3 separate regions of the Mus musculus genome follow, and regions 1 and 3 are each linked to region 2. Evidence: chromatin loops called from intact Hi-C (ENCODE). Cell type or tissue: heart. All regions are shown on one strand.

Evidence for each region. Peaks named below come from ENCODE experiments on the same cell type or tissue, not always from the same donor. Only the 100,000 strongest peaks of a DNase experiment are listed, where the experiment ranks them.
Region 1: it touches region 2 in a loop (4-fold over the local background); 5 of 42 quality-filtered maps call a loop at or near these places.
Region 3: it touches region 2 in a loop (3-fold over the local background); 17 of 42 quality-filtered maps call a loop at or near these places.

Annotation. Positions count from the first base shown.
Region 1 is chr7:143,477,362-143,485,361 of GRCm38, reverse strand. Slc22a18 (solute carrier family 22 (organic cation transporter), member 18) reads right to left here. Exons shown (of 11, transcript NM_008767.3): 3 at 5,980-6,077; 4 at 5,482-5,642; 5 at 4,840-4,972. Among named protein-coding and RNA genes, the nearest start is that of Slc22a18, 7.6 kb to the right of the region's middle. In heart, a CTCF peak has its summit at 4,659 (motif pointing left); a DNase peak (open chromatin) is centred at 4,721; H3K27ac peaks cover 242 bases; H3K27me3 peaks cover 4,149 bases.
Region 2 is chr7:143,745,272-143,753,271 of GRCm38, reverse strand. It overlaps a transcript of Osbpl5 not described here. Among named protein-coding and RNA genes, the nearest start is that of Osbpl5, 8.9 kb to the right of the region's middle. In heart, a CTCF peak has its summit at 4,705 (motif pointing left); a DNase peak (open chromatin) is centred at 4,691; H3K4me3 peaks cover 744 bases; H3K27ac peaks cover 956 bases; H3K27me3 peaks cover 1,694 bases.
Region 3 is chr7:143,580,828-143,588,827 of GRCm38, reverse strand. Cars (cysteinyl-tRNA synthetase) reads left to right here. Exons shown (of 23, transcript NM_013742.5): 3 at 245-336; 4 at 1,635-1,723; 5 at 2,317-2,413; 6 at 3,031-3,129; 7 at 4,031-4,180. Among named protein-coding and RNA genes, the nearest start is that of Mir7064, 14 kb to the right of the region's middle. In heart, a CTCF peak has its summit at 4,678 (motif pointing left); DNase peaks (open chromatin) are centred at 617, 1,047 and 4,677.

The DNA.
Region 1 (8,000 bases), 270 kb after region 2:
GCATGATTCGTCAGCAGCTGTCTTCTATGTGCCTCCTTGTCTGAACCCCTTTGGGATCTGCAAGCTTGGGTCTGGAGAGGGTACAGTTGAGGCTAGTTACCACCTCAGCTTTGCTTCAAGCAGTGATTTTCAACCTGTGGGCTTCGACCCCTTTTTGGGGTGTGTGTGTCAAACAACCTATTCAGATATTTGCATTATGAATCATAACAGTAACAGTTTCAAAAGCTTCAAAACTTACAGTTATGAAGTAGCAACAAAACAAAGTTATGTTTGGGGGGTCACCACAATGTAAGGAACTATATTTAAAGGGTCACGGCATTAGGAAAGTCGGGTACCACTGGCTTACAGGGACCACTCATGGGCGGTCATTGTTTGCCAGTCATTGTTGTCCCAGATCTTGGTCACTGACTTCACCTCCACAGCCCTCAGGATTGAACTTAGATATCTCATATTGTCTCTTAGGGTCTTCTCCTGATACCCATCAGTAAACCTGATGGCTCCACCTTCAAAAGAATGAAATCTGACCCTCTTGGGCAGCCCTCACTCCCAACCCCCAGGCCTGATCCTCCTGAATCACCGAAGGCATATCTGCTTCCAAATGGCTAGTACCCCAAATAGCAGGGGTTTTACAAAAATGGCCATTGGGGACTACAGGACTACATAGGTCTTGTGCTCCATACTGATGGTGGCTCCTGAGACAATATGAAGGGTATATTCATCACACCCAAATACTCGGACCTTGCTCCCATCTTCCTGGCTCTGGCTACTTTTAACCCTTGGATCTTTTCAAATAACCTGGTCATTTTGTTTACAGGACTCTGCCTCCATTACCAGGCACCCAGCTCCTCTCTGGCCCTGTACCTGGTCATCCCTCTGGAATCCTCCCATCCCTCTATGAGGGTGCTCCCCCACACCCACCCTAGAGCACATTCTTAATACTTAAACTGGGCCCTGAGGGCCAATGGCTCACAACCCTCTCTAAGTCCAACCACAGGCTGTGAGATGTTGGGGTTCAGGGTGATAAGTCACAGGGCCACCCCCATATGCTGATGTGTGGGTAAGTGGCTCTGAGCTCAGGACCCTCTTTGGGCAGCTCAGCCTCCTGGTCCTCAGCAGTAGGCTGTCTCAAACCAGTTACACCAGTGCTGAGTCTACTTCCTCCTCCTCCCTGCTGCCCCAGGCTTCAGAGATGGGCATGGTTGGGCTCTTCCAAGGGGACAGGCTCCCAGAAGTGGGCAGAGAGACAGGGGACAGGGAGACCCCTATGTGGGCTTGATTACCATCAAGGAAGGGGAGGGTAAGGTCTAGGTGTCTTTTGCCTGAGGTAAAGTCAGGTGTCAGGTACAGAGCTTAGGGTGTGGAGTGTGGGGTGGAAGGTAGAAGGGTAAGATAAGGAAGTCCGGGTCTTAGGGCTGCCTCCCTGGCCTCTATGGGAATGAGAAGTGACTGCAAATGGGTTAAATATCTAGGCCTCCATGCCTTCACAAACACACGAGGGACCATCACACAGCTGTGTGAATCCCAGAGGGCTGCTTGGCTATGGGTGTGACGAGTCACATCTGAATGGGACAGATTCCCCAGCCATAAGCCACAAGAGAGATCTTTCCATGGACCTCCTGCAGCTTTGCACAGCTTGAGGTCTGATCATGAGGGTTCCGTCTTACATGTGACAACTTGAAGTCCCCCGCTGTCACTGTGCACTGCCCCCAGGTCTGGGCACTGGACTGCCTCCTTTCTTAGATCTCAGTTTCCCAACTCATCAAATTAGATGCTGAGGTCGATCGCTTTCTATAGAAACGTCTTGATTTATAGAGGGATCTTGGGATAAAAGGAGCCAGTGCGGCTGATAGACTATTCTGGGTGGGGTGGCAGAGAAGAGCATCTTGGGAGCAGCTGAGAGGGAAGAAGGAGCGAGCGGTGTCCTCTGAGTCAGTGATGGGATGTAGGAAATGCACCTGAGGACAAAGGGTGTGTAAGGGGCTGGACAGACAGGCAGACTGCTGGACAGGCAGACTGCTAGTGGAAAGTGTGTGGTTGACAGTGCCTGTGCCCCATCAGGGCTGCTCAGTGTCTGAGGGTGAGGTCAACCCTGCAGTGCCCACACCACAGGTAAGAAAACATGTGGAGGTAAGGGAATGCATCCCTGCCTCTGGCAGCAGGAGTGTGGCCCCATGAACGTTGCCTACCCCTGGGTACCTACATCTCCTCTGCACAACCATACTCTGCTTTTTCTGACCCCTCTGTTCTTTCCTCTTTCCTGTGGCCCACCTATGAACCCCAACACAGAGGACATGGGAACAAATCCTTGTCCCCTTCTGGGTCTGAGCTGATTTGCTATTGCAGCTTAGGTCCCTGTTTTCTGCAAGGCACACAGCCCTCAGCTCCCCTGCCTCCTAAACTTGAAAGGCCAGGAGCATCCAGGGCACCCCTGGGGACGCAGTGTTCACTGTCCACCACTGGAAGGGGTGCTCCACAGTCCTTTGGTGCTCCACAGTTCCCATGGGACTTCCAGCTGCTCAGACCCTACTGGGCAAGCCCAGTTTGGATTGCATAATTAGTGCTGAGACTTGAGTTTGCATTTCCCTCCCACCCATGGGCAGAAACAGGCCAGAATCTGTTCTTTGTCCCGGACCTCATGACCGTCTCTGGTTCAGTCACTGTTCTTACTCAGCCGTCCCCATTCCCACCCCACCCCCACCTCCCTGTGTGTGTTCTTCCCTGCTCCCTCCATGGCTTGACTCCTCCCCTTCCTCAGCCCCTGCAGCCACTGGGCCACCTCGGTTCTCTGCACGTTGGGGTCTGTACACCCTCACTGACTTGCTTCACTCCTTTCTCGAGTTTCTACTCAAAATTCACCCGCTTAGAAATCCAGGTGATCACCTATCCCCCTCCCCCCACACCCCAATCCTGAGTCCTTTCTTTCTGTATCTCACATAGCTCAATTCAACTTTATAACATCCATGGGAAATGTACCATCTTTTCTATCAATCCATTAAATAAAACAAAACTTCATAAAAAACCAAAAACACTGTAAAAGAGCTGGATGCCTTTAATCCCAGCACTTGGGAGGCAGAGGCAGATAAATTTCTGTGAGGCTGAAGTCAGCCTGGTCTACATAGCAAGTTCCAGGCTAGCCAGGGCTCTCCATAGCGAGACCCTGTTTTTTTTTTTTTTTTTCGTTTTAATAGAAAAGATAAAGAAAAGAGTAGAGAAGCTGCTTGGCCCAAACCCAAATCCCCCCCAGGGTAATCGCTTCTTGAAATCAAAATATGTGCTCAAGTTCAGGAATTCTGCTCAAAATTGCATTGTGCTTATCAACTACACTGCTTTAAACCAGCCAATCATGTATGAACACTGAGTTCGACGTAAAAACACCAGATGGAGGAGCTCTGAGCACTCACAGTGAGGCACAGGGCCCCTTTGCATTAGGAGGAAAACCCTAGGAAGGTCCCAGTGGTGGGTTTACCTGCTTGGCTGGCTGTGACTATGACCCCTTCCACAGAAGTGAAACCTTTTTTTTTTTTTTAATAGTATAGAATAGAGTTTATTCAGGGTATGGGGAGGGGAGTTGAGAGGGTAGTAGAGACAGACAACGGCAGCAGCAAGAAAGAGAGAGAGTGTAGAGAAGTAGAAGCCGGCCATGAGCACGGGGGGGGGGGGGGGATGTGTGTGGGGGGAAGGGACCAGAGGACAGAGCGGGAGCAAGAAGAGCAAGAGCAGAAATGAAACAAATCTTTTGCCTTGCTGGCCATTTTCTTAGGACCCTAGACCTATTTCTAAGACATTCTAGAGACTTGGACTGTCTTATTTTCTATTGTGCCCCAGAATCTTAAACCCCAGGGACACTTATTAGATGTTCAATTGACACCGCTGAGCAGAGAAGCTCAGGCCCCCACTCACATGCTAAGAGGACATTCAGAGCCATGTCAATGTGCCCTGCCATGTGTCCCTGGAGACCTTCTTGCCAAGCTGTGTCTGTCCCCACTGCAGGGACAGACAGACAGGAGAGTCCACCACAGATCATTCCTGGAACCATGCTGTAAGAGGGTCACGGAGTCAGCCCATGCCTGGATGTCTGAGCTCAACCATGACCCAGATACCTCTACTGTAATTGGGGTAGGTCTGAGGAAATTTGGGAGCCTAGGTTACAGGCCTTCAGGAGGCCCTGGCTTGGGGAGTAAGTCAAAACTCTGAGAACCTACGACTGGCATTGTTTATCCAAGGTAAGAAAGCCTTGTCATGACAGAAGTGTCCCTCTAAAAGCACAAAAATTTAGGCTCTAGGAAAGCTCTCTCCAGGAGCACACACCCCTGCCAGATGAGGCGCCTGTCCCAGAACCACAGCTGATGTGATTTTGGGGTGATTGACAGGCAGGTAAGGGCGGTCTCTTAAGGTCTGACTCAGAGTGGTGCAGGAGGCTTGGGGCAAGGAGCGAGGGAGCGTGCTAAGTTCGGGGAGGCTTTTCTCCCAAGAGCCTCTCAGCTACTTAAAGATATTTGGGCCTGTCCCCTGCAGTGGGACAACCCACACAGACCATCCTAGAATCATGTATTGGGGCATCTTTCCAGCACTCTACACATAGCTAGCTAGGGCTCTACTGGGGAGCTTTCCCCGACGCGGCACTTCTGGGCTCACGGCCGTCACTGTAGCGCCCCCTGGTGGAACTCCCTCTTGGCGACGCCACCCCAAAGCCCCATCCACCCTGCATGCTGGCTGGCCCCCCAAATGCTTGTTATTTAGGTGGGGAAACCAAGTTTCAAGAGGGGTGGTTGCTGCTGGGCCGATTGTCCAAGGTCGAGCCACCTGTCCAATGACTTCCCATCTTGCTAGGTCACTTACCCGTATGCGGTGTTAAGGGTCCCGCCAAGTAGGGAGCCGAAGATAATTCCAATGCCAAAGCAGAGGCCCAGCCGGCCCAGTGCTGCGGGCCGCTCTGTGGGCGCTGTCAGATCAGTGATGACCATCTGGGCGGCTGTGGGTGGGAGTGGGGCTGAGCTGGACACGACTCCTCACTGTGGAGAGCCCACCCAGGGGTTCAGCCCACGCTCCCAAGCTCCTTCAACTTGGCCACGCCCCACAGCCCCTCCACCCAGACCGTATACCCAAAGCCCCTTCCACAGTACCTCCATTCAGGCCACATTTCTACAAACCTCTCTACTCTTTTTTTTTTTTTGGTTTTTCGAGACAAGGTTTCTCTCTGTAGCCCTGGCTGTCCTGGAATTCACTCTGTAGACCAGGCTGGCCTCGAACTCAGAAATCCACCTGCCTCTGACTCCCAAGTGCTGGGATTAAAGGCATGTGCCACCACTGCCCAGCACACCTCTCCACTCTCAATCTGGCCTGCTCCCGACCATACACCACCTCTCCATCCAGAGACCACCACTCTTATCCTATTCACCGGCTACCTGCCCCCTACCTGAAGCCACATTCTGGTCTCTTCCCTCTACCGGCTTAGAGCTAGGCCTGCCCAGCAATCCCTACCTGGAAGTGTGTGCATGAGGGCAGAGGGTATGCGTGAGGCGAAGAGCAGGAAGACACCAGGCAGGGCTGGGCTACAGGAGGCCACCAGGAGCAGGTACAGAGCAGAGGCCGCCAGGAAGGAGAGTGAGAGTGCCGCTCTTGCCCCGCACTGGTCTGCGAACCTGAGGCCACAGGGCTGGTCAGTTCCCAGCAGGGAGGGGCCCCTACCCTCACTCCCCACCCAGGCCTGCTGGTAGGCTGAGATGCTGGTGAAGGACCACCCAGGGAGTATGTGGTCACGTGCGTGGGCTTAAACCAAGGCTGTAGGCCCATCAGTTGGAGTGGAGAGGTCCCACTAGTGTGGCACCAAGGATGCTTGGAAGTCTACCAGGGGCTGGACCTCTCCTGCATTGAACAGGGGCATTGAACAGGGATGCTGAGGACCTGTTAGGACGCAGGCTTTTAGGGGTGGTAATGGCTCTTGTGGGCTGAGAGACCTGCATCCCTCACATACTATACCTGCCGAACACAGGCCCACCCAACAGCTGAAGCACCCCAAAGGTTGTCTGTAGGTAGCCAAAGGAGACAGAATCTAGGCCCAGTGTCCGAGACAGATACTGAAAGACAAAGAGGGTCTGGAGTTAGGTCTCCTTAGACAGGCAGGGGTGGGAGGAGCAGTGGGTAGTGTCATGGGAGAGGAGGCCTTCCATGGGGACTCTGCTACTCCTCCCTAGCCAAAAACTTCTGGCTTACCCCCTGTGCAGGACACACTTCAAGTGGGCCACAGAGCAACGTCCATCCTTAATATTTTGTCTTCAAAGCTTTATAGCATTGTCCCCTGGCCAGCAAGCGACTGCCCCCAAACCCCTTCATAACTTCTGAGATGTGGCCCACTGCCCAGCAAGACAGTCTGCTCTGTGAATTCCTTAGGACTCAACCCCTCATGTGTGTGTGTGTGTGTGTGTGTGTGTGTGTGTGTGCGTATGCGCGTGTGACTATCTGATAGGAGAAGTGAGGTGACAGAGCCTCTATAGAGGACCCAAGCAGTCCTGGAACCCCAGGATTTTATCCCCACCTCAGCTGCATTTCAGAAGCCCGAGGTACTGTCTCCCTCCAAACCTGTGCCTCCGCCCAACATCTTGGCCCACCGTCTTTTACCTGAGTCTTCAGCCTCATGCCAAGGATAACACTCCTTCAGTCCCCCTCTCTTCTCTTGAGGCCTTCCTGGTAGGCCTCCTTTCCAACAAGGTCATTAAACAAAGACTCTTCCTTAGTGCCTCCCTGTTCAGCCCTCCTTAGCGCCTGTGTCTGCTCCAGCTGTGTTCTCTCTCACCTTGCCTGAAGCGGCTGCTTTCCTCATTCCTCTCTCCTCACGAGGTCCAGCTCAGGGCAACTCCAACAGGCCCCTCTGATTGGCACCTGACTCAGGTGGCTTGCTTCTTTCTCTGTGACCCTGTGCCTAGACTGCCCTGGGTCTCCTACCTAGGCTGTCACTGAGAGAGCCCCAGGCCTCTTCCCACTGCCAGCATGCCTCCTTTGCTTTGTACCATGCCTGAAATCATCTCCAGGAAAGCGAGTGTAGCAATCGCCGAGCACTTGTCCTCCTTAGTCCTGATTGGCTCCTTGACCACTGTTTCTTTTATTTATTTTTTTCTTTCATTTTATTTTATGTGTATGACTGTTTGGCTGGCATATAGTCTGTGTACCACATACATGTAGTGCCCACAGAGGACATCATATCCCCAGGACTATGGTTCCAAGTGATTGTGGGGCATCATGTGGGTGCTGGGAATCAAACCCCCATCCTTTGTAAAAGCAACCAGTGCTCTTAGCTCCCGAATGTTTCTTCACCGCTGGTAGCATCTTTGTCCTCCTGGGATTGGGTCCAAAGTCCTAGTGTCATCTCTGAATTCCTTTCTCTCACCGTCACATGCCAAAGATCTGCCACCTTCTCGCCTTTCCACAGCTTTCCCTAACCACTCTGGGATCTCTTCAGCATCTGACTGGTGTGGTCCTGGGACCTCAATGCCTCCTCTGTAGCCGCAGACTCAGCACTACCCCCAGGGCCTTTGCACTGGCAATGCTTTTGTCTGCCTCCAGTCCTCCACTCTTACGTTGCCTTCTCAACCAAAATTTCCTGACCCCTCAAATCTGCCATGTACCCTCAGACCCCCAGTACCCTCACCCTTTTTCACTCCCAACCGTTTCTTCCTGCACTGCACAGTGTAACCATTAAGCCATCACCACTCAAACCCCACCAGCCATCAGCTCTGAGGGCCAGCTGTAGGTCCTTTGTGCCCCCGCTGCATCACAGTCCAGTGTCCGCTTACAGGACTTAATGAGGATAGGCTGGCCAACCGGGGCCTTCTCTGGGAGCCACTCTAGGTCCTGGTACCAACCCTCCTTTTATGAGAAGCACGGTAAGGCTCCTACCCAGGCTCCCTCCCACATTTCAGGAAGGAGGCCTGCATTGGTGACCCTTGCTATATGTGAGTGAGCAGAGCTGTACATAGGTGGGATGATGAAGGGTGGGGTCCTGA
Region 2 (8,000 bases):
AGTGCTTCCAGCCAAGGAGGAAAGGGTCACAGCAGTGTGGAAAGCGAGGCCAGCGGCCACTCCAGTGAGAAGATAGCAGAAAACCCACCTGCTGCCTCTGGGAGCCTCGGGCTGATGAGAACCAATGCAAGGCCCCCTTCTACATGAGGCTGCAGTCATGGCTGGGGTAGAGGATCTATGAGCAAGAGAAGCCAGGAGCAGGGGTGACTATGGGGGTGTAGTTGGGTTGGTGACTTCTAGGGAGAAGCAGGTCTTACCTAGATGGGGGGTAGGGAGGGCTTGACAATCCCAACCTCCCAATATTGTGATTGTTGCTTCTTTTCAGCCAGAGCTCCATCCCCAGACCTCATCCACCGCAAACTTATACAGTCCCCATTGCATGAGTCAGACAAGACAGGTCACCCTGGCCCACCTCCTTCTCCTTACATTCCCTAGGGTGAAACTGGAGCAGGGACAAGGACATCTGAGCCTGCCAGCCAGAAACCTGCAGGCCACCCAGTGCCAGGGTGACCTGCGGCTCTGGTCCCATCTTTCACCTCCATCTGGTGAGAGTCACATCTTGGCTGAGTCAGGAGCTGTCCTTTTAAGGACAGCCATCCTGGCTGTCCCATCGTTTGTCCTTGTCACACCAGTGTCTGTTTCTCCAGACCCTGCTGCTTTAGGAGTGTGTGGCGGCCACATCTTTTTGGCCCTGTCTCCAGACAAACCCAGGGACTGTTCAGGACCACCTCAGGCTGAGACTTCCCGGTGGGAGACATAGGAGCTGCAGCAGGTAGGGGGGGCTCTCCAGGCAGACTACACATCCATCTTTCTACTCTGCTGTGTTCCCCCAGACAGCAGTCTGGAAGGTAGGACTCAGCTTCTCTCACCGCCAGGTGTGTTCCCCAGGGACGTTCAGTGCCTAACCCTAGTCAAGTTCATGTCACACCTGGGCACTGGCCAGCTGTAAGGCTGATGTTCACTAACCTTCTGGACATTGAACTTGCCTCCCCGGACTTCTGAGTCCAAGCCTTATCACAAGCAAACCCTGCATTTCTCCAGACCTGGGACTTGCCCTTATCACTGGCTCCTTATAGCTCTCAGCACCATATCTCACCTCAGCTGTCCTTGTCAAGTGTGTGAGAAAGAGCAAGGACACACGGGCCTCCAGCATAGGCCAGGCCTGTCCATCTGGTTATAGCTCATCCCACCTTTTTCAGGACAATCCCTAACAAGTTGACAAAGCTCTGTGTGCAGGGTCAGGATGCTCTCTGCTCTCACCCCTCACCAGGCATGATGGGTCCCTGGCTGGAGCCCGAGTATCTATGTATGTGCTCCCTGCAGATCTCAAAGCCCAGTGGGCCTGCAAGCCAGCAGCATTGCTCAGTGACAGACACGGCAAATCATTTAACCATGGAAAGAGTGATCAAAGGAACCCTGTCAACTGCAGGGTGGCTATGGGCCACCATGCCCCCCACCCCACTCAGGCCCAGGGAGAGTTCTTTTAAATTGTTTTGGGTTTATTTTAGTTTTATTTATGTGTGACAGGTAGGACAGGGGGATACCCCTCAGGGTGTGGCCAGACACTGTTCCTCTCTAGTAGAAGATTGCATAACTAACTCTCAGAGTTGTTTCAACACCATTATCAAAAGTCAATTGACCATGCTTGCCAAGACTGGTTTTCCATGTATCTGTGTGCCAGCAGATTCTACCTGCATGTTAGGGTTGCTTTTTCTAGTTCTGGGAAAATTCATGCATCTCTACAGGGAATATGTCAAATTTGCACGTACCTTTGGGTAATCAGACATCTTTAGTAGCAACTCTGGATCACTGCCACCTGCAAACTGGTGCCCCAACTGAGCCCAAGGTCCCAGTCACAAAGCAAAGTGTGCCTTGGCAACCACAGTCCACCTGAGGCTGTTCAAACTGACATTTAAATGTGCTAAAGTGGACTGGAGAGATGGCTCAGCGGCTAAGAGCACTGACTGCTCTTCCAAAGGTCCTGAGCTCAAATCCCAGCAACCACATGATAGCTTACAACCATCTGTAATAAGATCTGATGCCCTCTTCTAGGGTGTCCTAAGACAGCTACAGTGTACTTACATATAATAAATAAAGAAATCTTTAACAATAAATAAATATGCTAAAGTGAGTTCCTGGATTATCCACTACACCTTCAGCCTGCATTGGTGTGTGGCTGATGGCAGCCACCCCAGGCCACTTTGCTTATAGCCTGTTTCCATCACTCCAGATGACTCTGTTATCCCTTTGGCTGTAGGAGGTGGAAGGTGTAAGAATCCCAAGTTCTGGGTTGGGGAGGGAATTTGCAAAGTCCTCACTGTGAAAGGATGTCCTCACAGAACCCAACTTTAAGCTGCTCATAGTGGCACACACTTGTAACCTCCGAGTTGGAGAGGCAGAGACAAGAGGATCCTTAGGACTTAGTGGTGAGCCAGCCTAACTAAGTCTAAACTTGAAAGTTCTAGGCCAGTAAGAGGCTTGAAAATAGCAAGAAACCAAAAGCAAGGTGGACAGTGCCCGAGGAACGCCACTTGAGGCTGATCTGGCGTGTGTGCGTGCACACACACACACACACACACACACACACACACACACACACTGCAGGAGGGTAAAGAGAGAGCAAGAACATCCTGCAGGACGCACATGGAGGTTGGGTTTCCCATCGCATACCTGCATACAGCCAGGAGTGACATACCCCATCTCTTCTCTGTCCTCTGCCTCATAAGTGTTCTTCTCACATGTCCCCTCTACCTCAGGAATGAAGTGGACCCTCTCTCCTGAGGTCAGAGTCGTGGGCTCACAAAGGCTCAGGAAGGGCCTCTGTCACTCCCCATCCTGCTTCTGAGCCTTATAGTTCCACCCACATCACTCCAGGCCACCCTATGTTTCTTCCTCTCTGGCTAGCAGGATAAGACATGAGGGGCTTAGACTACCAGCCTGTCTTGGAGTTTACATGGCCTCCAATATGACAGGATACCACCCATCCCCTTATGTATACCTGGAGAGTCAAGGCCCAGAGCCAAGAGTTGCTCCGCCCAGGAGAGAGCACCCCTTACGCCTACTATCCAGCTACCTCTATGCTGACAGGTCCTTCACTCATGGTCCTGCTGGATTCTTGCTTGAGGCCTCAGTGTCAGAGACTGAAAATGCCAAGGAGCCACATCTATTCTCAGGAGAATAGATCCCCTGTTCCATGAGACCCTAAGACAGCCACCACAGACCACTGACTGCTGGTGTCCCGATGTCTGTGGTCCCTTCCCACATCCAGAGAGCCAGGCTCTGATCTACCAGGATGGAATTTGCTCTGGACAGGGACAGCCCTGACCTGGGGCAGAATGGCCTCCGGGGCTTTTCCACTGCCAACTGTTTAGCTTGTATCCATTCAGGGGGCCCCTCTGCATGTGTGTACACGTCCCACAGCCCCCGTGCATGTACGTGCCTTTGGAAGACAACTCCCTATCGGTGACATTTCGTTCCATCATTTCCTCAGTGTGGCATTCTGGGCTGTTCAAGTTTCATTTCTGTTGTGGTGATAACAATTTAGAAGCAATTCAAAGGAGAGAGGTTTAGTTCAGCTTACAATTCCAGTTTATACTCCATGATACCAGGGAGGTCAAAGCAGCAACTGAACAGCCGGTCACAGCAGTCACAGCCGAAGTCAAGAGCACAGGAAAATGAATGCAGGCATGCTCACTCTCTTGTACTCAGTGCCACTTCTCCAGTCTTACATAGTCCAGGAGCTCCTGATTAGGGAATGGTGCCACCTAAGGTGTGGCATTGATTGGCTTAATTAAGACAATCCCCACAGAAATGCCCACAGCACACACCCCCACCCTCACCCCAAAGCTGTCATGCAGATGATCTGTTATTGAGATTCTCTTCCCAGGTGATTCTAGGTTGTGATAAGTTAACACTTAAAGCTAACTGCCACATGAGGGTATGGTAGTAGTTCACGCATGTCATTTTGACAGTGTGTGGCTGTGTGTCCACAGTGGTGTCGCTGCCACTGCAGTTCAACTGCAGAATAATCTGGACACTCTAAGACCAGCCCTGGGGTCTCGAGGGGTCCACCTTGTCCCTTGCCTTTCACCCCTGATCTCCCTCCCCCTCCCTCTCTCCCTCCCCCTCCTTCTTCCTCTTCCTCTCCCCCCTCCCCCTCCCTCCCTCTCTCCCCTCCCTATCTCCCTCTCCTCACCTTCTGTCTCCCCCTCTCCCCCTCCCCTCCCTCTCCCCCTCCCTCTTCCCCTTCCTCCCTCTCCCTCTTCCTCTCCCCCTCTCTCTCCCTCTCTCCCCCTCTCCCCTCCCTATCTCCCTCTCCTCACCTTTAGTCTCCCCCTCCCCCTCCCTCTCTCTCTCCCTACACTTCTGCCTTTTCCAGAAACTTCTGTGCTTCTTCTGAGCTGCAGAGAGCTTATGAGATTCCTGCATGCTGCTGAGTGGAGGAAAGCATTTGGGGGAGGGGCGGATGTTTGCTCTGCCAATGCCCTGGTACTCTTCTGTCGCACTGAAACATTGCCAGCTTGCTTCTGCCTCAGGCGTCTGTGAACAAAGCCATAGAAAACACACACGTTTCTGTGCAGATGTCAATTTGCCTGGGTGGGTGCAGTGCTACGAAGCAGCTGAGTCTCCTAGAGGCGTGAATGTAAAACTGCCAATCTGCTTTCCAAAGGCCAAAGCCTCTTGGCGTACTTGGGGTTCCTTTCAGCGACATGTGGGGGCGCTGTTGCTCCACCATCTGGCCATACTGTTGTGATCCAATTTGCCAGGAGCTAATGGACTGCAGGTCCCAAGAGCCCCTTCAAGGGCTCGTCCTAGCCCCACCTCCTAGCGGGGGGCGGGGGGGGGGCGGGGGGGTGGTCTCACCACCTCCCAGTGGCGCCACAGGTTGGACACAAATTCTCCTTACATGGTTCTGGCCGACACTTTTCTAAACGAAGGCAGAATGGATCCAGGTTGTCTGTCTGCAGAGAAAAGGCCAGTTGTCACAGCACCTTTTGTTTGGCAGCCTGCCTTTTCTCCACTGAAATGCCTTTTCTGTCTTTGTGTCTGTGGCCAAAACCAATGTCCCATGGACTCCTGGCCTCAGCTCCATTTTGTTAATCTGCATTGTTTCTTTTGCCAACACTAATACTGCACAGAATTGATTCTTGGATGTTTTCACTTAAGTCAAGTGGCAAGAGCCCTTCCACTACTTTCTTTCAAAACTGTATTAGCAATTCTTTTTAAAAAATATTTACTTTTAGTTTTAATTATGATTACAAGTGTGTGTGTGTGTGTGTGTGTGTGTGTGTGTGTGTGTGTAGGTTTGTGCACTTGAACGCAGGTGCCTGTAGAGGCCAGAGGCATTGAATGCCCTGGAAGTACAGTTACAAGCTGTTATGAGCCCCAGTGACAGTGCCAGGGACCAAGTTCAGATCCTCTTCAAAGCGGTGCTTTGTCTTAACCACCAAGTCATCTCTCTGGGTCTAGCTACCTCAAAAAAATTGTTTTAATTGTCGGGCTGTTGAAGTAGCCTAACAGGTAAATTTGTTTGTCCCTCTCTCCTGCAACCCTGAGAGCCTGAGTTCTATCCATGGAATTCACATAAACATGGAAGAAATTATCTTCTGACCTACACACACACACACACACACACACACACACACACACACACGCTACCACACAGTGCCCCCTCTGCACAGCATACACACACAACAACACTAATTATAATAAAAGTTCAAAAAATCATTAATATACATTACTTGCACAAAACAATGGGTTTCTTTGGGGGTTGGTTTGGTTGCCTAGGTCTTAAAAATGTTTTTTGTTAATAATGTGTGTATCTATGATGTTAATATGTGTATATGTATGATAATAATATTGTGTGTAATGTATGATATTATGTGTATGTATGATGTTAATATGTGTGTATATTAATATTGTGTGTATGTATGTTATTAATATTGTGTGTAATGTATGATGTTAATAAAGTGTGTATTATGATTAATATTGTGTGTATTGCATGTTATTGATATTGTATGTATGATGTTAATGTTGTGTGTATATATGATCTTAATATGTGTGTATGACATATATTTTGTATGATATTAATATTGTATGTATGTATGATATTGTGTGTATTATGAGACTAATATTGCATGTATGATGTTAATATTATGTATGTATGATGTTAATATTGTATGTATGATATGTGTTTGTATGATATTAATGTATGCATGTATGATATTGTGTGTTTGTATATTAATATTGTATGTATGTTTGCTATTAATATTGTGTGTATGTATGAGATTAATATTGTGTGTATGTATGAGATTAATATGTGTATATTATATGTGCTTGTATGATATTAATATTGTATGATATTGTGTATATGTATGAGATTAATATTGCATGTATGTTTTATATCAATATTGTATGTATGTATGATATTATGTATTTGTATGATGTTAATATTGTGCACATATGTTAATATGCATATATGTGTGATATGTGTGTATGACATTGTGTATGTTTGTATGATATTGTGTTGCATTGTGTTTGTATGATATTGATATTGTGTGTATGTATGAGATTCCCCTTCACTTCCCACACCTACTTCTGCACCCTTCTACTTCCATGTCTTTTTGTAAAGATTTTTAAAGTGGTTACAAATAAATGTTTTCGTTCATAGTGGATATAACAGAACTCGATACATTTTAGTAATAAACAAACCCATATGTCCGTAATCTGGGCCAAGCATATATTTCGTGCAGACAGAGGCAACGTCATTTCTCCATTCCCAGTGTGCCTAGCTGCCCCTCATACCCCTTTCTCCTCCCCCTCTTCCTCTTCTTTCTCCTCCTTCTCATCTCCTCCTCTTTCTCATTTTCTGTGCTGGGATGGAGGCCAGATGTGCTGGTTAGGGTTTTTGTCAAACTGACCCAAGATGGTGTCACTTGGGAAAAGAGAATCTCAGTTGAGGAATTTTCTCCATCATATTGGCTGCGGGCAAGTCTGAGGGATCATTATTCTGACTAATGATTGATTGGGGAGGGTCCAGACCACTGTGTGCAGTACCACTGTGGTCAGGTGATCCTGGGCTGTATAAGAAAGCAGACTGAGCAAGCCAGTAATTGCATTGCTCTGTGGTGCCTACTCTCAGCTCCTGCCTCTGGATTCCTGCCTTGAGGCCCTGCTCTTGCCTCCCTTTATGATGGACCGCGGCCTGTAAGCCAAACAAACCCTTGCCCTCCATAAATTGTTTTGGTCATGGTGTTTAGCACAGCAACAGAGCAATAAAGCAAGATGCCAGGGTTTTTGTATGCTGGGCAAGATCTGTGCCACTGAAGATCTGTGCCACTGAGCACCAGTCTCTGCCCCATGAAGTTTTGGGTGTTGTGCTTAGTTTTGCAGTGCTGGGGTGTGCTCTGGTTACATCCTTTTCTTGTCCCACTGAAATGACCTGGACCCCCAAGTGTTGTTGAAGAGCAGTGAGACTGTGGACAGCCTTGCTCTGGTCCTGACCCAAGGAGAAATCTTTGATGTTCCTCTGTCGCCCATGGTATTGGGCATTGTGGGTTTTCTCATGCCTGGAGATACAGGTGGATGGGAGCTGCCTGCTGTGGATGCTGGGAACTGAACCTGGGTCCTCTGCGAGAACAGTATACACTTTCTAAATTTTATTTATTTATTTATTTATTTATTTATTTATTTAAGGTTTTTTGAAACAGGGTTTCAAAGTGTAGCCTTGGCTGTCCTAGAACTGGCTCTGTAGACCAGAGATCTGACTGCTGCAGTCTTAATCACCGAGCCCTTTCTCCAGCCCCTGAGTTCTGCTGAGTGCTCGCTCTGCTCCCATCAGGAGAAAAGAGAGGGCCATGTGGCTTTTCTTCCTCAGTGTGCTGTGATGGTGATGGACGTTGGCAGTTGGATCCTTTCTTCCTCTCTCTCTCTCTCTCTCTCTCTCTCTCTCTCTCTCTCTCTCTCTCTCTCCTCATAAGGGCATGGTATTCACACATGGT
Region 3 (8,000 bases), 160 kb after region 2:
GAATGCAGCAGCAGAAGGTGAACTGAAGATCACAAGCCACATACATGCCTTTAAGCCTAGCACTGAGAAGGCAGAGGCCAGAGGAGCCTCCGTTTGAGGCCAGCCTGAACGACATGAGAAGTTCCAGAACAGCTGGGGCTACAAAGCGAGAATCTGTCTCAAAAGCACAAGTGCCATTGCTCAACCCTGGCGTTGAGAGCCAGAGGTGACCTGCCATGTGACCCATCTGTTCTTGTGCTTCCAGGTAAAGGCCGGCGAGTGCAGCCTCAGTGGTCCCCCCCAGCAGGGACTGAGCCCTGCAGGCTCCGCCTCTATAATAGCCTCACCCGGAACAAGGTAAGAAAGTTTGCACATGACTCCCATGTTCCCTCAGTTTAAGCTCAGAGTCCTTCTGTTACTCCAATGCTGGGCTATGGCCTCTGCATCTTCTGTTTCTCCTCTGCCTTGGCTTCTGCAACCCAGACAGAGCTGTGCACTGAAACAAGGGTGCAGATGCCTTGTACACGACAGTACTTTGGGGAAGTCTGCCTGCTGGCCTCTCAGCATTGGCCAGGCCTGAGCGTTCAAGGTCCTAACAGCCAAGCCAAGTGCTGGCAGCTTTCAGGAGGACTCATGGCTATCATACACTGTCCTAAGCGAAGCAGATTAGGCAAAGTGGCAAACCCGCCAGGTGGTGTTGGAGCCCAGCATGTGCCAGGAAGCCACTACAGCCTCTTAACCTGATAGGCTCATCATGGTTTGCTATACTTAGCTCACACCCATAGTGGCACAGGCTTCAGAAAGCTCTCCAGTTGTGGGATGGTGATTATTACTTTTTTATTGTTTTACTTCTAATTATGTGTATATGTGTGTATCTATGTGGTGCTATGAGCATGTGAATACAGTGCCCACCGAGGCCAGAAGCTTCAGGTTCCTTAGAGCTGTGAGCCACCCAGCATGGGTGCTGGGAATTGAAATCAGGTCCGTCAAAGCAGTATGCATTCATCTCTCCAGCACCCTGGCTGAGTGTTTGATCACATGCTCAGCAAGCAGGAGACATGTCTGGGACAGGTCCCATCGACTTACGTAACTCACTGGTAGTGACACCTCCCAGAGAAGTCTGTGACTGTTTGGATGCTCTGGCCCCTAAGCCGGGCTCCTCTGGGAAGGACAGACCTTGGCTAGCTGCTCTTAGCCCTTTGTTCTTTATCTGAGGAAGATGGCATCTGTGCCAACCTCCTGAGGTGGTTATCTAGAGCAGTTAGGATCCAGGCTGGTATTTGTTAGCTGCAATTCTTGCTAAGCCGACATTTTCACAACAGCAACTTTGTTCCCTTCTCCACTCTGAGGAAGAAGAGGAGGAGGAGAAGGAGGAACATTCCAGGGAGGGAGGGGGTGAGGACACCTCACCAGGCTCTCACTACACAGCTTACTGAATGCTATGACTTTATCAGTAAAACAGGAGACAGGAGGGTCTTGCTGGTTGTGGCTTAGGCCTTTGAGGTGGAGGTAGGAGGATTGTGAATTCAAAGCCAGATTCTGGCTCACAAATAAATGGCCCTCAGCCATCAGTTAGTGTGCTGTCTATGGCTCCTCTTGCTGTGCTGTGGAGTGTCTTGAGTTTCTGGTGATGGCATTCCTTGTTTTTTAACAAGGATGTATTTATACCTCAAGATGGGAAGAAGGTGACGTGGTACTGTTGCGGGCCGACTGTCTATGATGCGTCTCACATGGGACATGCCAGGTGGGTCTGATGCTGGGGATCGGTACTACTGGAGAATTAAAGAGCCTGTGTTGCCATCCTGGAGTCTACCCAGTCACTGTCTCTACCCCGGTGGATATGTGATGTATACATGCAGACCTAAGGTGTAGTGGGCCACGATCCCTTCCCTGACACACAGACACACACGTTAACGGTGTGACTTTTCGGAGTTAATGGCTGATGGGGTAAAAGCCATGGAGCCTGTCCCTAACACGCTGAATTTCCTTAGCCTGGGTGTCTGGTCCAGAAGTGCTGAGGGTCGCAGGTTTTCGGATTTTGGACCATTTTCATCTAAATGGGAGGTCTTGGGGATGGAACCCATACTAAAACCCAGCATTTACCTATGTCACGTGTATCCTATGTACATATTCTAAAGGTAATTTTAATTCTTAACAGTTTTGTTGATGAAATATTATAGCATGGAAGTTTGTCTTTGTGGCATCGTGTGGGTGCTCAGAAAACTTGGATTTGGGGGTGTTTTCAGTTTTAGGGTGCTCAGTTTGTTCATGTTCTTGCAATATCAAACTAACAGGCACTGTGTGCCAACTGGGGAACTGTGCTTTCTGCTGCTTCAGGTCCTACATCTCCTTCGATATCCTGAGGAGGGTGCTGAGGGATTACTTCCAGTATGATGTCTTTTACTGCATGAACATCACAGACATTGATGATAAGGTAAGGGGGGCGCCTGTGTTAACATTCAGACCTGATGGCTAACATGAGAGGAAGCAGGACTTTGAGATAAGAAATCCAGCTGCCCACCGTCACTTAGGAGGCTGAGACTGGATGATTTGAGTGTGAGGCCAGTCGGGACTGCATAAGGACTTACAGGACTGCTGGGCCACATGGATGGACAGATGGGCTGGAGAGGAGGCAGGCTCGTGTCTGGCCTAATAAACAGTGAGTCCCTGCAGTGAACCGATACACAGTTTATGCAGAGGTAGTCATTTGCACAGGTGCCTAGATGCTTCGAGAAATCTGCAGATTCTGAGCATTGGCTAAGTTCCCATAACTCCTGGTTCTTTGTGGAAGCAGGTCCTCTCTGTATCTTGCTAGCTGAGAAAGTTGGGGCCTCAGTGACCTGTATTTAGATACCCAGATGTTCACAGTAAACCTCAGCCCCACTTTGCAGGTACAGAAGGAATGGTGGTAATGGTGTCTCACAGTGCCATAGTGTTTGGGACCTGTGTCTGTCCCCATGCCTCTTCACCCTCACTCAGCTGCAGTGTAAGAACAGTTCTACACATGGGAGAGAGTGGACTCTGATCATAACCAGTCTCCTACCTGTACAGATCATCAGGCGGGCACGGCAGAACTACCTGTTTGAGCAGTATCGGGAGCAGAAACCCCCAGCCACCCAGCTCCTGAAGGATGTCCGTGATGCCATGAAGGTAAAGGCCATGGATACCACCCTTGCCTCCTCCTAGTGCCTCTTAGGCCCTTTGTAGGACTCAAACCAGCTTCACTGGGGACCCAAAGCCACAGCAGATGTTGCCCCTGCCAGGCCTACAAGACAGTCACCAGATCAGAGTTTTATAGGCTAGGGTGTGGGATAGGTAGTGTTCCTATCGCTTAGGGGAAATACCTGATGCATCTCCATCCCTCTTGCTGTCTGGTCCTCAGTGTTAAGGTCGCGAGCAATCCGACGACCAATTCTGACCACAAGGCAGACCCTTGATCTGTAAGTTCTCATTGTGTTCATGGTGCTGTGACCTCCACTGAGGAAGTATGTTCTCCACATCCACACCTCTGCTCTGAACGAGCCTCCTTTCAATGTGTGGTTCCTAGATACGTCTTAGTTATTTTTCTATTATTACAGTGATTAAACACTGACTGAGGCAACTTACTGTTTATTCTGGCTTATGGCTCCAGAGTCATGAGCCCATCATGGCAGGGAGGCACTGTAGCAGGTGCAGAAAGCCAAGAGCTCACATCCTCAGGCACAAGCACAGAGCAGGAGGAGCAGACTGGACGCGGTAGGGCATGGCTTAAGATCCCAAAGCCTGCATCCTCCAAGCCTCCCCAGAGACAGCACCACCACCTTGGGACCAAGTATTTAAATACCAGAGCCTACAGGAGCCTACAGCCTCTTTTAAACCATCACACTAATGGTGAGACTAGATCTGTCTGTTTCCTGTCACACACCACCCTTAGCAACTGCAGTAACAATCTGGGATGCTCACGGCATTGTCCTGGGAAGAAATTAGGCCTGAAATTAGAGCATAGCTATCTTTGGTCTGACAGGACTGGAAACTCATACCTGATGTGTTTGATGTGTTCTTATGGTTGTAGCCATTTTCAGTCAAGTTAAGTGAGACAACAGATCCCGACAAGAGGCAGATGCTGGAGCGGATCCAGAACTCTGTGAAACTTGCCACAGAACCACTGGAACAGGCTGTGCGATCCAGCCTCTCTGGAGAGGAAGTAGACAGCAAAGTACAGGTGAGCTCTGGCAGGTCCTGGACGGCCCATTTGTATGAAAACGTCTTACTGTGCACAAGATTGATCCACACTCAAGGTGACCCAGGCCTGTGGCGCCCTTCTTCGATGTTTAATCACTGTCCCATCCCATCTGGGATCCCAGACTCTAGTCCCATTCTGCAGGCATGGAAGCTCAGCACCACTGGGCTTGAACCTGGGCTAACCTGAGAACCCATATCGCAGCTGCCTTCCCCCCATGCTCCCTCCTCCCTCTTCTACTTGGAATGCAGGGGAGCAGCCGTCTGTTTTCCACAGTTATCCACTGGCTCTTCCCCTATGTTTCTTGGTAGCAGAAACAGAGCCAGCAGTTGAAGGTGAAGTGAGCAGCAAGTCATGGCTGGGTGCAGCTGGGGCTGTCCCTCCCTCTTGCCAACTCTCCCCTCCTAAGAAAACCTCCTTAAGATAAAAGCGAGGGCATCTTCCTGCTCTCTGTCCTTCCCCTTCTGGCTAGCACCCCCTGCTGGCCACTCTTTAGCCCTAGCAACCAGACACAAGGATCACGGCTGTAGGTCATCAAGCAGAATGAAGGTGTACTTGGGAGAGGTTTGGCTTCAGTGTTATAGATTGGGTTCCATTTTGCCCCCACCCGAGCTGACCATTCTACCTTTGCTGTCTTTTTCTGTTCAGTTTTCTCTCTTCTGTGTTCTCATAAGACAGTCTGGTGTTAGGCAACTCCATGAGTCCATGCAGATACTCTTCCTTTTTTTTTTTTTTTTTTTTTTTTGGGTTTTCGAGACAGGGTTTCTCTGTGTAGCCCTGGCTGTCCTGGAACTCACTTTGTAGACCAGGCTGGCCTCAAACTCAGAAATCCACCTGCCTCTGCCTCCCGAGTGCTGGGATTAAAGGTGTGCACCACCATGCCCGGCTCCATGCAGATACTCTTAAGGGCCATGTTCTTTCCCTCAGCTGTGTTTTTGAGATGGGTTCACATGAGGTCATTGCCATTCCTCTGGGAAGAACCTCTCTGATGCTTCTGAGGTGACCAACAAGCTCACCATATGAAGCACTGGTTGCCTCGACCCTGGCACCATATCCTGCCTTCTGTGTGTCTGATGGTTGAGGGACCTTGAGCAAGTGCAGTTTTATTTCTTGTGGTTGGCATCTCTCAGCACAGTGTCTTCCGGGTTCATCCATGTTGCAACGTAGGCCAGCATTTCTGTCCTACCTAAGGCAAGTGTCCTTCCATTGTTTGGTGGACCCTGGCTATCCACTCCCAATTCTCTGTCTATTTATGTTGTTCTGCTGTTTGCTGTTGCAGTGCTGAGAGCATGGTATACAAATCTCGGTTCTAGACTCTGCTTTTAGAAGCTCTTTGCATATGTCAGAAGTGGGATTGCAGGATCCCACGTTCTGCATTCTGTTTACATCATGGTAGTCTGCTGACACAGCACATTTGCGCGTTTTCACCAGCATTTGACCAATACCTTTGGTGATAGCTGTCCCTGTGAGTGGGAGGCAGTCCCACCTGTGGCTTATGTTTGCATTTCCCAAATGCCTGTGTGCATCCACGTGTGAGCTGTGGTGTGGCATCTGTGGTGCAAGTTTCTAGGAGTTTCTTTAGGCCATATTCTAACATGGAATTGCTGCTGAGTGTTACACCATATATTTGGGTGACTCTTCGGAGTCCCCAACACTCATCATACATCCCTGGGTTCTCTGAATGACCTGTGGAACTCAGTGCGGAGTTGTATTGTTCTCTGAGATTGGTCACAGTGACACAGGTGGGACACCAGGTTGAGAACAGGCAGATGCTGCAGGATTCCACACCCCTCTGAATCGGCCTACACCCAGGACAGAGCACGTGCTGTCCTGGAAAGATCAGCCATGAAGGGAAGCTCACAGGAGCCTCAGCAGTCAGGGCTGTGGTTTCTCCACTCAGCACAGTCAACAGCTATCCAGAGCGTCCCAACCATGTCCTTTGGCTTTTTTGTGTTGGTTTATTTTGTTTATTGAGATAGGGTCTTTTCACAGTCTAGTCTGGCTTCAAACTGATTATCCTCCTGCCTCAGCTTCCTAAATGCTGGCATTATACATGTGACTAACACTGTGGGTTCTTGTGAACCTTTGTGACACTAGTTTGATTAGACTGTTGATAGCCATTGGTGATCAGCTTAGCCTCTGTCCTTTCCCTTTGTAACCTTGGTAGTTGGAACTCTCTTGACAAGCAGACCCATTCCAAGGCTGTCCCCTTATGGAACAATAGATGCTCCTTCACCCAGGAAATTCCAACAACTTAGAGGCTTTGTGTAAGGAACCAGGTATCTGTAATTATTTTATAGTGCCACTGCTTCTCATAGAAATACATGGTTTAAGTTTCCTCCATTCCTTTCCATGGCCTCATAGCGCCTGTCTTTTTAGCACTGGCTAATACTCTGTATCCCATTGTCTAGATAAGACCCACTTGTTTATCTGAAGGGTATCCTGCTTCCAGGTCTGGCAGTTATGAATAAATCTGCTATAGACAGCTGTGTGTGGGCTTTGTGTGGACATACGTTTTCAGCTCTTTTGGGTAAATAATGAATGTAATTGCCAGATCATATGGCGAATGAATGCTTATTTCTAAAGTCTCTGCAGCGTTCTGCACTTCACTGGCCTTAAAGGAGTCCCCACTGAGGTGCCATCAACAGAGTCCTGAAGACTCTGTCACTATCATAGGTGTGGGGCTTTTGGTAATTGGGATGGGTTTATTTATTTGTTTGGTGTGTGCATGTGTGTGCAGAGGTCAGAAGAGGGAGTCAAATCCTCTGGATCTGCAGTTACGTGGTTATGTGTATCTATACTAGGATCCAGATTTACCTTGCCATGGCTGAGCATCAAAGTGCTCCTAACCTCTGAGCTCTCCAGCCCCTGTAATTGTTTATTTTATTTTATTTTATTTTATTTTATTTTGAGACAGGGTCTTTCTTTTATCTCAGGCTAGCCTGGAACTCATGTAGACCAGGCTGGCCTTGGATTCATAGAGATTCCCCTGTCTCTCTCTCCTGAGCGCAAGGATTAAAGGTGCCTGCCACCATGCCTGGCTGTGCTGGGTTTTAATTAGTATTTCCTTGATGGCAAGTGTTGTCAAGCACCTTTTCATGACTGTTTTGGAGCTATTTTAAGGAATGGTTTAAAAAATGTTGATCTTCATTTGTTCATTGCTACTTGTAGCAGATAAGTATCTGTTCTTGTGATAAAACTCCAGGGACGGGCTGGAGAGATGGCTCAGTGGGTAAGAGCACTGACTGCTCTTCAAAGGTCCTGAGTTCAATTCCCAGCAACCACATGGTGGCTCACAACCACCCGTAATAAGATCTGATGCCCTCTTCTGGTATGTCTGTAGTCAGCTACAGTGTACTTATATATAATAATAAATAAATCTTTGGGGCTGGAGCGAGCAGAGTTAACCAGAGCAAGAGGGGCCGACCAGAGCGAGCAGAGTTGACTGGAGTTAGCAGAGGTCCTAAAAATTCAATCCCCAACAACCACATGAAGGCCCATAACCATCTCTATAGCTACAGTGTACTCACATGCATAAAATAAATAAATAAATCTTTAAAAAAAAAAAAAAAAACTCCAGGGACAAAGGCAACTTAAGGAAGAAGGAGTTTGAGGGGGTGGCTCCAGGTGGTGGCTCATGGTTCCAGAAAGAGTCCATAATGATGGGGGAAGCATGGCAGCAGGAAGCCGAGCGAGCCAACAGCAGATGGGGAAGGCTATAGACTCTCAAAGCCCACCCCCACTGATGTACTTCTGCCAGCAAAGTTCTACCACCACCCCAAATAGCACCACTATGAGGGAC